Regions from separate parts of the Homo sapiens genome. Here region 2 is linked to region 1. A link is a contact called in ENCODE Hi-C or POLR2A ChIA-PET data. All regions are on one chromosome and are shown on one strand. The core of a region is the stretch at or near the end of the contact, and the rest is flanking DNA. Distances in the headings are between cores, read along the strand shown. Region 1 overlaps MYLK (myosin light chain kinase). Region 2 overlaps KALRN (kalirin RhoGEF kinase).

What was found. A loop is a pair of places that touch in the nucleus more often than their neighbours do. ChIA-PET counts read pairs that join two places held with the same protein, here RNA polymerase II (POLR2A). Pooled maps may share reads with other maps.
Region 2: a loop to region 1 is called in a map of MCF 10A, with 4 times the contacts of the local background. The contact joins two enhancer-like sites. A Hi-C loop is called at or near these places in 3 of 168 maps with a recorded cell type or tissue (MCF 10A, PC-9 and mammary epithelial cell) and 11 of 50 pooled maps. POLR2A ChIA-PET finds 5 or more read pairs at or near these places in 1 of 52 experiments (BJ).

The regions. Positions count from the first base shown.
Region 1 is chr3:123,655,797-123,663,143 of GRCh38, forward strand. MYLK (myosin light chain kinase) reads right to left here. Exons shown (of 34, transcript NM_053025.4): 24 at 1,330-1,632. LOC124909421 (a long non-coding RNA gene) reads left to right here. Exons shown (of 2, transcript XR_007096038.1): 2 at 3,073-5,703. Among named protein-coding and RNA genes, the nearest start is that of MYLK-AS2, 30 kb to the right of the region's middle. Within about 2 kb of position 5,280, at least 18 of the 41 ENCODE cell types and tissues checked have a DNase peak (open chromatin) inside an H3K27ac peak, as active enhancers do.
Region 2 is chr3:124,274,104-124,281,450 of GRCh38, forward strand. The region is part of intron 5 of KALRN (kalirin RhoGEF kinase); the gene reads left to right. Among named protein-coding and RNA genes, the nearest start is that of MIR6083, 97 kb to the right of the region's middle. Within about 2 kb of position 3,613, at least 16 of the 41 ENCODE cell types and tissues checked have a DNase peak (open chromatin) inside an H3K27ac peak, as active enhancers do.

The sequences.
Region 1 (7,347 bases), core at 4,030-6,529:
TCTGCTTCATTGGGCTATTGGGATTGGATGAAATGATGCATATAAAGTGATTAACACATCGTAAGCTTAGAGTAAGTGCTCAATACATGTTAGCCATGGTGAATTATAACAATAAACCTCTAGCTGGCTCTTGAATTTGTGTTCAGTTACCCCAGCCAGGAACTGTAAGTCATCTTAGAATCTTCCAGTTCTCTTCCTCAACTCACTATGCAAAAAGTCATCAAGTATGGTCACTTCTACCTCCTGAGGCTTGAAGTTCGTGCCCTTTCCATCCCTCCCCTGGACTGTCATCCCAGAGGCCCATCTGATATGGCTGACTGCAGTCTCATCTCCTCTGACCCACCCACCACTCCAGTGCTTCTCAAATGTTCGTGTGCATCTGAATCCCCAAGGAGTGGATCATTTTCAGTCAAGGCCCAGAAGGGCCTGGGGGAGTCTGCTTGCTAAGAAGCTCCCAGGATGCCAAGGCTGCTGGTCCACAACTGCACTGTGAATAGCAAATCCCTGCTTTTTCCCTAGTTCTCTGAAAACCAGCTCTAATCGTCTCGATCCCCTGCCTGAGAATCTTTGATGAACTTCACAACTTTACCTAAAATGCCCTTTTAGTCTTACTTCCTCCTGTTCTGTCTCACACAACATATGCCTTGGCCACACACGAGCATCTGAAAATGTCACACACTGCCATGGCTTTGTAACCTTTGCTCATGCTGTTTCCTCTTGTAGAGTGCCTTTCCTTATCTTCCCTGCCTTTTAGAATCCTATCCCTTTTTCCAAGACTCAGACTAAGTGTCACCTTCTCCAGAAAGCCTTCCTTGGTCTCCATGGAAAAATGCTCCATGCATTTTGTTATGTCCCCTTGGTTCTTTTTTTACCCAGCTATAATAGGATGCATCCCTTCTCATTATAGTTAGCCATACACACCTCTCTTCCTCTAGATTTTAAGCTCCATGTCTTATCTTTGTGTTCCAAGAATCTGACACCAAGTAGACACTCAAATATGGATACAAGAGGAGAAGAGAAGGGGTGGAGGGTGGAAGAGGAACATGAGGCCGCTTGAACTCCTATGCTCCTGAGTAACATACCATCACCCCCTGGTGGCAGCATGCCAAAATTGCTGGTTCAATGTTTTTTGAAATGTCCTAAGTATTAATACTTTTTTTGAAGAATGGCTCAACATCACTGTCTTGGAAACCAAGACCCCAAAAGACCCTGCCAGTCATCATTAATGTTTCCTCAGTTCCTTTTCACCCCTTTCAGTACAGTCTTTACATACACAAGGTCAGTCACGCACATTTGTTTCAAGCCACTGATGAAGTGATGGCAGCCTACCTTCAGGTTTCTCTCCTACCGTTGTGAGTTCAGACTCCTGGCTTGGCTCACTGGTTCCATACACGTTGATTGCACGTACACGGAACTTATATTCGTGGTCAGGCAGCAGGTCCTGGACGTTGAAAGAGGTGCTGCGGCATGTGGCTAGTTCCTTCCACGTCTTGTTGGCTGAGTCCCAGATCTCGATGCTGTAGGACTGTACAGCACTGCCCCCATCATATGAGGAGCCATACCAGGACAGGGTCAGTGAGGAGCTCCGAATGTCAGAGGCACAAGGTGTGCCAGCTGGGGGGTCTGGCTTATCTGGGGATAAAGAAGCACAACATCACCCACACTTTCCAGAATTGCAGGCAAAGGAAGTTTTTGAATTACCTGTGTCATGGGGGGAAGGCAGCCTAGAGAACCCAATCCAAAGTCCCTGGTCCTGCGTCTCTTTCCCTCATCCGCACATCACAGTTAGAGCTATGTACAAACCCACCTGTACGGAAAGCCCCATGTATAATTATTTGCTCCAAAAAAGGCCCCCTCGCTTTTTTTTGCTAGTTTTCCAGTCTACATGCAAGTCACGATTTCCTGTACTTTGCCCAAGTCATAAACATATTTGTCAGAGTAAACAGATCTAGGAAGCTGCCCAGAAGGCGTGGACTATTTCCTATCGAAAACATGTTTTGAGAGAGAGAGTTCAGCATGAGTGTGTGTGTCTGTCCTTCAGGCCCTTGGCCAATGACCTGTGACATAACTAGGGGTCTGCCTCCACTTTCTCTGGGTCTTGAGAAATGCCTGCCCCACCAAGGGGTGGTATAGCACAGTGTTTGTGCTCTGAAGTCAGACAGATTCAAGTTTGAACACAGATCTGTCCCCACACAGTAGCTGTTAATTGCCCTGAGCCTCAGTTTCCTCATCTGTAAAATGTGAATAACAACAGCACTTGTATCACAGGTGGTTGTAAGAAATTCTTAGAAGAGTGGCTGGCTTGACTAGTCATTACTATCAAGATTATTGTAGGAGTTTATTTCTAACTTTATATACTTAAAAATTACTCCTACCCTACCTCTTTTATTCTCAGAGGGCTGTTGAGATATAAATAATTTCAAAAGCAAACCACAATAGCAAATCACAGCCATCCCTGACTAATGGACAGAAAATGAGCTGAGGACACAAATAAGAAGTGGCCCTTTTGGCTGGCTGCCTTCTCATTCAGATGACCTGGCCTCAGAACTAGCAGTACTGCCAACTTCAAGTCAAATCATGGTAGCCAATACTTTAATGAGGCTCTTGAGTTTTGCTGATTTTATTAGTTGCTTATCTGAGCAAAACTCTCCTATTTTTCAGATTTAGTTTTTGCAGATGGTTGGTTAGTTACAGATATCTGTGTTGTGTTCATTAACCCTTCATCTCCCCCAATGCTGTTTGATTTCATGAAGCCTCACAAACTAGCAATTGAAACCATGCTTTTAAGCTATGTCAACCCCAGCAAATTTGAAACTGGTTTGTTTGCCTGGCTTTCTCATTCAGAGAATGGTGCTAATATGTTCCTACCTCTTAGGGTTTTTGCAAGCATCAAGTAAGCAAACATAGATAAAGTACTTGACCGCTACTCTCCCACCTCCAGCAAGGCAGGAAGGCCAAAGGCAATGGCTGCAAATGACCCTGTGTATATGGAGAAGAAAAATCTGCATGTATATACATGTGTATATGAGTATATATACTCATACTCATATTCATTCTTGTCCCCTCTCCCAGCCCTGCCGATCCACATTCCAGCCCAGAATGCACTGCCCAGAAACTGTCTACCCCAATAACCAAAGCCCTGGGAATGATTCTGGGATTGTGACAGAGCCACTTCCCAGTGCTGGCAGTCATGCCAGAGGCCTCCTGTGATGGAAGCACTTTCACTGGCTGTTTAATATGTTCTCTTAGAAAAACTGTTTGTTCTGAGAGATATATTGGCCTTTTTTGAAACATTTCTGGTTTTGGCTAAGATGTTTATTACTCTAAACTCTCTTAAAGACAAGTGGTTCAAGTCCTCTCAAGACCCAGCTAAGGAAGTAAAAAAACCTGAAGAGGGATGGAAGACAGACCCACTATTCCTCCCAGAGAAGACTGCCTGGAGACCATGTGATTGGCCACAGTTGGAGTTGTGTGGGCTTATAAACGAATGCACTCTGCCAACTGATCTTCCTTCTGCTTTGGTCAAGAAAAGAAAACTGAGAAATGGGTGTTGCAGAAGAGGTGCCATTTGTACCCTACCCTGTTACACATGTCTCTTGGCTGAAAATGAGAACCTATACATGACATATGTGATACGTAAGACTTGTCACACAAGAGAAGATGCAAAATTTGGGGCGAGGGACTTTAATTCCAAGTAAAACTCCAACATTTTTAAGGAATTTGCTACCAAATTAAGGAGTTCAGAAAAGACCCAAGTCAGAAGTCCTAGGAGATTGGAGGCCTCCCACTCCTCCACCTGCCTTTAGAGCTGTGGGCTGCACCTAATGCTTTCTGTTCTTTCTAAGCTATGAGCCCCATGCAGTGGCTGAACTAGTAAAGGGATGAAAACTCTCAGAAAAGAACAGATGTCCTTAGAACAGGGAGCTCCTGTGAGCTTGTCCTCCACGGCGACACACTCAGACTGGGAGGGAGACCCTGGGCATCTCTGGGCAAAGGAGACTCCACATTTCCTCTGAATTCTCCCAGGGCTCCCTGGAGGCTTGACTAACAGAATAGGAAACTCAGCTCAGTCTAAGACAAGAGTCTCCAGTGGCACCAGCTCCAGGATTTTCTCCTCAGCAAATGTTCTAATTTCCAGGAAAATGGAGGATCCTGTCCTACAGCTTCCCACTAGAGTAACTGCTCTTGAGGTCTCTTGGTCCTCGCTTATTTGAAGATGACCAGTGGCTATGCCTAGCCCCACCTGGATGTCCCTTCCCTGGGACTTCAGCAGCTGCTGGAAGGGCCCCCACATGTCATCTACCTGGATAATCCTAGCCCTTGGGAAATGGGTCCTCAGCAGCTAAGGCATTTTGCTTATCAAGAAAACCCAGTAGTCAGTGGCAGAGCCAAAAGGAGATTCCAAAAAGCCTCTGGACCCTCGCTCCAGGGCTCAAGACTTTCCAGGCTATCAGGCAGAATGAGCTCAAGAAGGCATCTTGCTTAAGCCTGAGCTGAGCATTAAGATGGGAAATCATGCAAGCTCCAAACTCAGTTAGTATTTGGGGATTATTGGGTATTTGGGGTTCTCTCTACTTTGTTTTTCTCCTTTAAAGATATGAAAAGAGACCTGCTTTTCTCGTGCTGGGTGAGTGACCTTAAGGAATCCATCTGGGTATGCTGCTCACTGTCCCCTCCCTTATTCCCCACAGGCCAAGACCAGGGGCGCATGTGCAGGAAGAGGCTCTGAGCATTGCAAATTCCTGGGCTGCCTTTTAAAATATAATAATAATAAGTCTCCAAAATAGCTAAATATCACTCATTTAAGCTAACAGAGGGAAAGGCTAGTTTTTATTATTGTTTGAAAAATAGGAGCCAGAGAGGATCTGAAAAGAAAGTGGCCCTTTAAAGAATATACAATAAGAGAAGTTTGCTGCTAACAAGGAGGAGTTGTATTAAACTGGCCTTATTTAGCTGGTCTGTAAATGCATGAAAACTGTCCGGAGCAGACCAAGTGATTCCTGTTTTACCTCATGTACATTTTACATCTGCTTAATAAACCCTGATCAGGGAATACAGAGATGTCCCTGAAGATGCACAGGTAAATCTGAGCTTCATCCAGGTTTACTTTGAACTAATTCTAAGTGTACAGGCTCTGAATGAATGTGGCTTTGCTGTATCCATCAATGTGAGTCCTATTTTATTGAGCAATTCTATTCTTAGTTCTTTGAGGGGGAGGCAGACAGAAAGCCTCGGTTCTCCTCCATTCCATTCCCCTCCCAGGACGGCATTTAACATGCTGCTCCTGCCAGCTGGCAGACAGCCACGCCAATGGCCCTGTCAGCACTGGCTGCAGAGAATAAGAAACTAAACCATAAAAGGCCAGAACTGCAGCCCGCGTAGTGGTGATCGGAGGAGGGGAGTGCGTGGCACTGCGCAGGAGCTGGGCATCGTGGGGGCTGGGGGGAGGGAGAGCTTTTCTGTAGAAAAGCAGTTCAAAGAAGCTGACCCCAAAGTTGCTTAAGGAGGAGCAGATGAGAGAGAACATCAAAGAAAAGTTTAAACTGATGCTTGCTGATAGGACGGGAGTACAGGGCCAAATCAGTGCTTCAGAACAGATCTAAATGTACCAGTAAAGTGGATCACTAGCACCAAGCCTCCACAGGTTCCTGACTCCTTGGGAGGAAATTATTCAAATAAACACCTGGAGTCACCAAAAAGAGACAGAGTGAGAAAAGGGTTGTTCTTCTCCTTTAGAAATGAAAAACCCATTCCCTGACCCCTTTGTACACCAGTCTTCCCCGATCTGAAACTTCTAACCAAAAGAAACAAAAGAACAGGGTCAGAGGAAGGAAGACAAAGGGAAAAGAGGGGACATGGGACAGGGTGACGGACACTGAGAAATGGCTGAAACAGAACACAGGGTAAAGAAACAAGGCCAGGGAGAGGAACAGAGCAAGAGAGAAGGTAAACAGAAATATGGACAACTGGGGGTGGGGAGTGGATGCTGGAGCTCAGTCCTCTGTGAATTCCCTCTCCCGGGTCCCCTGTGTCCAGGGACAATCTTCCAGGGGGCTTTGCAGTACTTCCTCTCTGGGGAGTCGGGCCAGGGTGTGGAACCTGTGGTCTGTTCTGGTAGCTGGCATGGGCATAGCTCACTGGCCACCTCATTTGTCTTCCCAGCTCTGTATTACTTTGACCTTTATCCTCGTGTCTTCCTTATTCACCTGGTTGGACAAGGACTTCTTCTTCCCCAGCTGCTTAGGGGCTGAAGGGAAGTGCTACAGGGCTTCCTAAGGCTCAGCATGAGAAAAATGGAGGCACAGACATCAACAACTCTCTGGCATGTGGACAGCTCCCCAAAAGGCTTGCATGTCTCCCCTCAAGATGAGTTTTGCAGCCAGAGTGTTCCTTTACCTTTTGGGACATTCTGTACCTACTTCACACTCCCATGAGTGGCACTGGAGGACAAGTGTTTGAAAGTTTAGAGCTAGTTCCCACTTAGCCTCTGATGCACTATGTTACTTTGTTCAGATTAGGCCTCAGTTTCTCCTGCATAAGGCTGGAAACATCAGTCCTGTCCATCCTAGTCCTAAGGTGATGATACGAGATGAAGATAGGGGAGAAAAACTGCTTGAGAACTAAGTCAGGGAATCACAGAATGTCAGAGAACAAAGTCAAGGAATCACAGACCACCAGAGAACAGAGGTGAGGAACCATAGAATGTCAGAGAATAGAGTCGAGGAATCAGAATGTCAGAGAATAGAGTTGGGGAATCATAGAATGTCAGAGCTACAAGAGACCTTAAGAGTCAATGTCTACAACTTCTAACTTCATATCTAGATACTTCCATAAGAGAGATTCCAGTGGAAGACTTCTAACCACGGTAGCCACACAAGCCCTGTTACCAACAGATCCTTTTGTTCTGTGTGCCCACGTGTGTGTGCACCAGGAACACACAGGAAAGGCTAGTTTGCAGGAAGTTAAGGTTGGGATCAGCACACACAGCTGAGAGTTTTGTGCACTGCATAAAAGGGGTCTAGTGGGGGCATCTGGGCCAACCTGTCCTCCCCAAGGCCAGGTCATGAGTTCTGGGGTGAGGCTGGGGGTGCTGTACCCTTTTCACTCTGCCCAGCAAGGCCCCTTTTTCTAATTTTCACAAATGTACCCTATAAGCTTGAAAGCCAAGGACAAATGGAAAACCCGCTCGGGTCTCGTGCACATATCAATAAATGCCAGGTCAAAGGCTTTCACATGCACAACATATGAAGGCCCACAAATGCATGAGGCATAGAGTCTACTCTCTCTCTCTGTCTGCTCCTCTGCCTGCTCATTCTTCTGCTGTCCCAAGCACCTGCCACACGGGGA
Region 2 (7,347 bases), core at 2,363-4,862, 620 kb after region 1:
GGTGAGTGCTACTCAGTGGAAGATCCTCCCCCGACACACCCCTTCCTGGGTGCCTAGGGCACATCTTCTAATGCTAGAACTAGAAGCAGCCGTGAAGTCCACACGTCTACCTCCCACACACCGTAGAAATCCCAGCCTTGCCATCTGATGACAGTCATTATGACCTCGTGATGTCAATGTGCTGATGCCAATGATAAGTATCAGAAAATATCGAAACTCCCATCTGCCTTCTGATGTGGGGAAGGCCCTCAGTCTTCCAGTCTTTTCAGGGAAGGAGCAGAGCTTCGAAGAGTTCCGGTGCATAACTAGACTTAACTGATTGAGAAATCTTTATCTACTTCATTTCTGAATAAAGGAAGCTCTACTGATGTCTACCCAGGAGGCCCATTTTTTAGCCTTGCCCAAAGCTATTCTGGAAAGGAGAAGATATTCGCACTTTGGGAGAATCCCCAAAAGAGTGAACAAAGCTGGCTAATGGGGCTTCCAGTATTGAAATCATGCCTATTATTGGTTTATGCAGCACATTGTATTTGTTTAATGTGTAAATGCATGGTTGGGAAACACCCAAGACAATATCCTTATCACCCTGCTTGAGAGGATATTTTGGTGCCTACCTCCCCCATGACCAAGACATCTAGCCCAAATGAGAATCTCTCATTTTTTTTTTAGGTGTTCAGCAGAGACTGTGGCCTCCGTGGCTGCCTAGCCCTGCCTTTACCACTACAGGAAAGCTCACCTTGGAAAACCTAATTTTTAAATGCCTTCCTGCATATTCATTTTTGCACGGTGAAATTCTATTCACATCCATGGGTGCCATGCTGAAATGGAGCTGTGGTGGGTGGGGTTAGGATTTGTCCTGGGGTGACACGTATCAATTGTGAGACATTAGGCACATCTTTAACTTATCACCCCCAATTGTGTTACCGACAAAACAAAGATAAAGAATTTATATTACTTCTACTTCAGCATCTTTTGACTTTTCTTCTGCTTCCACACTGCACTGTTCTCATGCACAATACTCTCTCTTCATGAAAACATCTTTCAACAGGAGAAGTGGGGTGGCCACGGTCATGGTGGTGGTAGCTTTGGAGGTGGTGATGACAGAGAATAAACTTCTGAGGAGATGTACCAGAATCTGCAGAGTGGTTTAATAAAGCCCCACCCCAACCCCAATCCATTTCTCTTCCTTCCTCTTCCTTTGAGACTTGCTCCACTAAATAAATATCTAAGCCCTTTTACAACTTAACAATTGTATAATACTTTTTGCTTTTGTGCTTTTTCATTCTCCCCTACATATTTATAGTGGGTTCTTCTCTTTTCAGGATTGTTGCCTTGGGTAATTATGAAAAATAAGAAACCTCTCAGCAAATAAAACCCTACTCCCTTGAGGTTTTGTTTGTTTGTTTGCTTAAAAAAAAGACAAACTTCTTCGCAGGGTTGTTATGAGAATTGAGTGGGGTTATGTATGTAGCAGTGCCTGGCATGGTGCCTGGCCCAGCATAGCTATTCCAGGAACATTGGCTTCCCTTCCTTCTCCCTGCACTATTTCAGTTATGATTTACTCTTCAGTCATGGGTGCCTGCTGAGACCATGAAGAGTGTCACTGATGCTCTCTTCCAAATGAACCTGCTCTAAATCATTTTCAATTATCCTTAATGGAACAAAATTCAGAATTGATTTTTGAGAGAAGTTGGAAATTATGGTGTAGATTCTTGGGGGTCCTGCAGGTCACCAGGCTATGCAGTGCCCCTGGGCAGGGCACAAAAGAGGAGCACATAGGTCACACTGGGGTCACACCTGAGGAGTCAGGGTGGGGACATCCTCCACAGGGAAAGTTCTCTGGAAAAACAAGGTCTGTCCTTGAAGCAGCCCCAGAGAAAAGTGATTCTTCCTGGTGTCCCATGAGAGGTGAGCACCTGTCCCCATGCACCCTCTACATCTGAGACACTTGTCACCTTCTGCTTTGCAGTATAGCTAAGAGCATATTTGTCTTATTCCCTTGCAAACTTGGGGCCAGAAATACTTCCTATGGCAATGTTTATGCATTTTAATATTCTTGGAAGTCTGTGCAAACAAAATAATGCTGCTTTTATGTTAATCACCATGAGAAAATCTACACTGGGCACCACTGGGCATCGTGGTAGGCAGCAGACCACTGTGCTAAGGGTGATGTGCTTATTGCGTTTTGAGGTTGGTATGTCCTGTTGGCCACATTAGCATTGCAGGACATCCCCAGGATGCCCCGTCACTGGGCAAAGTATCCACTGCTATTTCCTGTCCTCTCCCTCCAAGGTATAAACAGTTCTGGTCACTCCCTAGAGCCCAAAACAGGACCCAAAGTCTTATCCTGCCTGGGGTGACCAGAACCAGTGGGGCTGTTGTAGAGAAATCCTGCTGCTTCTACTTCCCTGGTGGACCCTGGCCCACTGTCTCTTCTCTTCCCCACACCTCCAACACCCCCATTCCCCATGAGGCAGCAGTAACATGATTCCACTGTCATTTGTCAAAGTGAAGTGCCTTTGCAGTAATTACAATATGTAATTCTTTTCGGAATGTTCAAAGTATTTTCACACCCATGACCTTAGAGATTTTCTGGCCCAGCCCTTCCTTTTACATAGTAATCTTTGACCCAGAGCAGAGACCCACCCAAAATCATCCAGTCCATGGTTCATCATCCAAGTCTCCCATGTACTGTGTGTGGTAGGCCAGGTGGGCACGTATAGGGGCATCATTTCACAGATGGGAAAGCTGAGACTTGGTGTGCTTGAGTGGTTTGCTTGGGATAGAGTCCTCTGCTTTGAAGCTGGTGCTCCTCCCTCTTCTCCCAACACACGCACGCACACATGTGCGCATGCACACACACATGTGTGCACACGTGCACACACACACTCTCTACACCCTCTCTTTGGAGGCTCCTTGCCGTGCAGGACAGATGGTGGCATGTGCCAGGAACCTAGGCGGTGGCTAAAGGGGCTGGGGGCTAGGAGGATAAGGGTCACTTGACATGTGTCCTCACCAGTGCTGTGGTGAAGGGACAAGCACTGGACAGGCCTCCAGAGGGGCGTGTCATGTCTCTGTGTGGTTCAATTGCCTGAGCCCTTCATGTTGGGAGGGAGGCTTCAAAGAGCTGTGACCTTCGGGTTGGCCAGAAGGGCAAGGCCTTTACGGGGTGGTTGTAATTTCCTGCTTTTTTTGGAGAAAGGCTCCGGTGCCCTCTTGTTCCTGCTCTCCCCTCTCCTACTGAGACCTTAACCACCAAACCCCTCCACCTCCTGTTGACGGAGCTCAGGGCAAGGAAGTGTGTCTGTATCCCGCCCCCTGACACAGAACACAGTGTCCTGTATTATTTCCAGCCTGCTGGTCCTGGGAATTTCGACTTACTTTTTCTCATTTCCTCCCCTTGAACATTAGAAACATTAGATTCCAAAAATAATCTAAGTCACCGTGTTCTACAGGCTGCATGTGTGTGTTTTCTCCCAAAGCTGTTTTTCTCCCTCTTAAATCCTTTCTCCCTCTCCTTTCTTCCCTCTCCTGCATTTTCAGCCCCATTTGTATCCTGAGATTAGCACGCCTGCAGGAGGAGTGTGGGTGTGGAGAACAGAATGGAGGAAGGATGGGGAAGAATGCTCAGGCATGAGGCTTGGCTCCCTTCCACGGTTCTCTCAAGAGAGTGGAAGGTGCCAAGACCTGAACTGCTGTGTGTAAAAAGTCTGCCTATGCAGCCCCTGCTTATGAATGGACCCCATAGAACTGTGGACCCCTTAGTGACTCTTTGGAACTGAGAACTAAGACACTGTGTTAACAGTACTTTCCAGAATCTGGGCTGTCACACTGACTCTGTCTGCAGCAGTTGAGGTGAGCTGTGAAAAGAAGGTCTGATCAGAGATGAACTATGTGTGTGTGTGTGTGTGTGTGTGTGTGTGTGGTGCAGGGCAGTAACTGAGAAAAGTTCATTGACTCATTCGTCAACAGACATTGAGTGTCTACTGTGTGACAGGCCTTCTGTTGGGGCTATGTGTCTCTACTCTTACCCTAGGCCTTGGATGGAGGATAGTGTAGGGCAGTGCAGGGAAAATCAGAGTTAGCACTAATGTAATTCTTGATACATCGTAAGGAAAAGATGGTTTAGAGAGTCACCACTCCAGTGGCTAGAACCCAGGTGAGTTAAGATATCAAGGTCTCTGTTGCTTTCTGGGTGGGGTAGGGCTGGTGGAGGTGGGGTGAGTGTCTTAGTATGTATGGGAGAAAAAGCATGGAGGTGGTCCAAGCAAAAAGGAGACATGTCAGCTCTGCCCCAGTAGGGGAAACAGGGGAAAGGTTTTGGTACCCTGTTTGAAGAATGAAGGACACTTCAGGTGTGTGTGTGTGTGTGTGTGTGTGTGTGTGGTGCAGGGCAGTAACTGAGAAAAGTTCATTGACTCATTCATCAACAGACATTGAGTGTCTACTGTGTGACAGGCCTTCTGCTGGGACTATGTGTCTCTACTCTTACCCTAGGCCTTGGATGGAGGAGAGTGTAGGGCAGTGCAGGGAAAATCAGAGTTTATAAAGTAAAACCAATTTTACTTTATAATTTGTTTTATAAATTATAAAGTAATTTGGGAATGCCCCATCACTGGGCAAAGTATCCACTTCTATTTCCTGTCCTCTCCTTCCAAGGTATAAACAGTTCTGGTCACTCCCTAGAGCCCAAAACAGGACCCAAAGTCTTATCCTGCCTGGGGTGATGAATTTGTCAGACTTTATAAAACAAAGTCTCTGTTTGGGGTAGGAAGCTTTCCCAAGGTTTCTTTCTAGGCATTTTGCTTTGAGGAACCTGCTTTCCTTCCTTTTTTCTACCTTCTACCATTTTCCCTGTTCCTCTTCTACTCCCTTTCCCACTTGTGACCTTCTTGGTCCCTGTCCTGGCATCTCCTCAGGCCTGTCCTTACCTTTTGTGCACCTGTTCTCTCTGAACTTGTTGAATGGCCTTCCTTTTCCATTCCTGCTTCCTTCCTTGGTCAGAGTTAAGGAAGAGCCCCATGCACAGTTCAGGCCTCCTGTGGGGGACAGAGAGAGCACTGGCTTTGAAACTGGAGAAACCTGGGTTTGAATCCCTGCTGGGCCACTTGTAGCTGAGTGACTGTGTTCAGTTCACCCCCTCTGAACACTGATTTCTTTATCTGTAAAATATAGATTTTAATACCTGCCTTAGGATTATTGTATGAGTTAAAGAAAATGTACATAAATCTACCAGTATGGCTGGAGCCTTGAAGACATTCAGCACATGGAACAAATGGTAGATTTGTAGAGATAGACTTGTGCTGGCCCATGTAAATGAGTGGAATCAGCAGTGGATAGATGCCTGGGGAGGCTCTCTTGAGGGGCATGCATGGGGAATACAGCCCCATCCACAACAAAGATGCCAGAGTGGAAAGTAGGCAGCCTGTGGCAGCAGAGCATGGAGGTGAGGAACCTGGTGGCTGGAGAAACCAAGAAGGGATCTTGAGGAGGACCTCATCAGTGGGTATTAGACACAAGGTCAGCTGCTAGCAGGGAGAAAAGGAAATGGAAGCTGTAACCAGTCTGGCAGGATCTTAGAGAACACTTGCTGAAGATAAGCCAATCACTGTGCCGAGTACTGTGCCAGGGATGGGCAATTGGAAGATGAGCTACATTCAGGCCTGGCCATGTTGGAGCAGAGGGCACCAGCAAACAAATAGCCATTGCACAGGTAAGTTCACAACGGTGTCTATTAGTGCTATGGGAGCATAGATGGAGAAATGTTTAGCCAGGGTTTGGGATGCAGGGAGATGGAAGAGTGTGAGCAAAGGCACAGCAGCCTCAAAATGCAGGCTGGATCCTGGGAATGTCTGCAGTTGGGTGTGGCTGGAGCACAGGCTCTACAGAGAGGAGTGCAGGAGGTCTGTGTTCATGCCATGTGGGTTACCAGGAGTCAGAGCACAACAGAGAGTCAGAAGTCCATGGAATAACCAGTGGACCACGAGGAAAACTGGATTCTGGCAAATGGTTCAGGTCTTGCCAGGAGCATCTGAGAATCCTAAAGTCTTTGATTCAGGTCCAATCCCTTACCCATGGCAGAACTCCCTTCCAGATGTGCATTTTTCCAGATTCTTCTGAGCATTTCCAGGGCTGAGGAAGCCACAGCTTTGTGAGGCAGCCTGTTCCACTGTTCTGTAGCCCCAGTTGTTAGAAAGTCCTCCTTCCAGCAGGCCAGAATCTACCCTCCTGTAGTTACACCCTGCAGTCCCATCTCTGTCTCCCAGGGTCATTGGGGAACTACTCTCTTCCTTCCCCTGCAGGGCAGCTCTCCCATAACTTGGGGACAGTGCTTGGGGACCTTCCTCATGTTTTCTTCACCAGATAAAGTTCTGTGAGTTCTTTCAGCCTATTTTCGTTTGACGTGGGCTCTAAACTCTTTAATGCAGCTTTCCTGGGACCAGTTTTTCAAGTGGATGAGGGGTAATGGGAGGAGTCTGCAGCTTTTGGTCCCACTTGCACAGGTGAGAATGAGATTTTGTATGTGTAGGTGCACTAGTTTTTGTAGCCCAAGTTAGTTGATCTGAAACCCCAAGAGTTTGCCCACCCAGAGAATGATGTTCTCTCACTTGAATAGAGAGAGACACCATCTCATATATAAATACAGGAGGATGTCTTCTCACATGTGAGCACAGAGAGATTTTTCCAGTATGAAAATGTTGAGTTAAAGTGTTCTGGTGCCAAGGTCAGTAGTAGTTACTGTTTCTCAGGGAAAAGCCCAACTCAAGGGTATCTACTGTTCAACCCCATTCCTGTATCCCATGGCTCTTCCTGAGGTCATTCCCAAGGAGAGCAAAAGCCTCATACTCTTATCTTGTAAAGAGTCGGAAACCTGTGGTAAAACAACATGGCACATGTATACCTATGTATCAAACCTGCACATTGTGCACATGTACCCTAGAACTTAAAGTATAATAAAAAAAAGAAAAAAAACACGCAAAGGAATATTAATCTCTTGGAGGAAATCTGCCTCTAGCTGGAATCCCAGAAGGGTTCTTCCCCCAGTCCCCCATCCCATGGCCCCTTTGAAATCCCACTCTTGGTTTGTTCACCTCTAGTCTCTCCTTAGTAAGCTTTCTCTAGCATAAGAATGTCCTGCTATAGGAACAACTGCTGATGTGGTGAGAAGATATACTCTGTAACATATGCGTTCTGGTGGAGAGATAAAAGAGGGTTTGGTTTCCTCCATCCTCTTTAGAGATTGGGTTGACCAGCTTGTCCCAGATTTCCCTGGGGAGGTGACCTTGTCATGAGGTGGCAAGAGGGGGTACAAACATGAGGGCCCTAGAATGGAGAGTGAGACTGGAC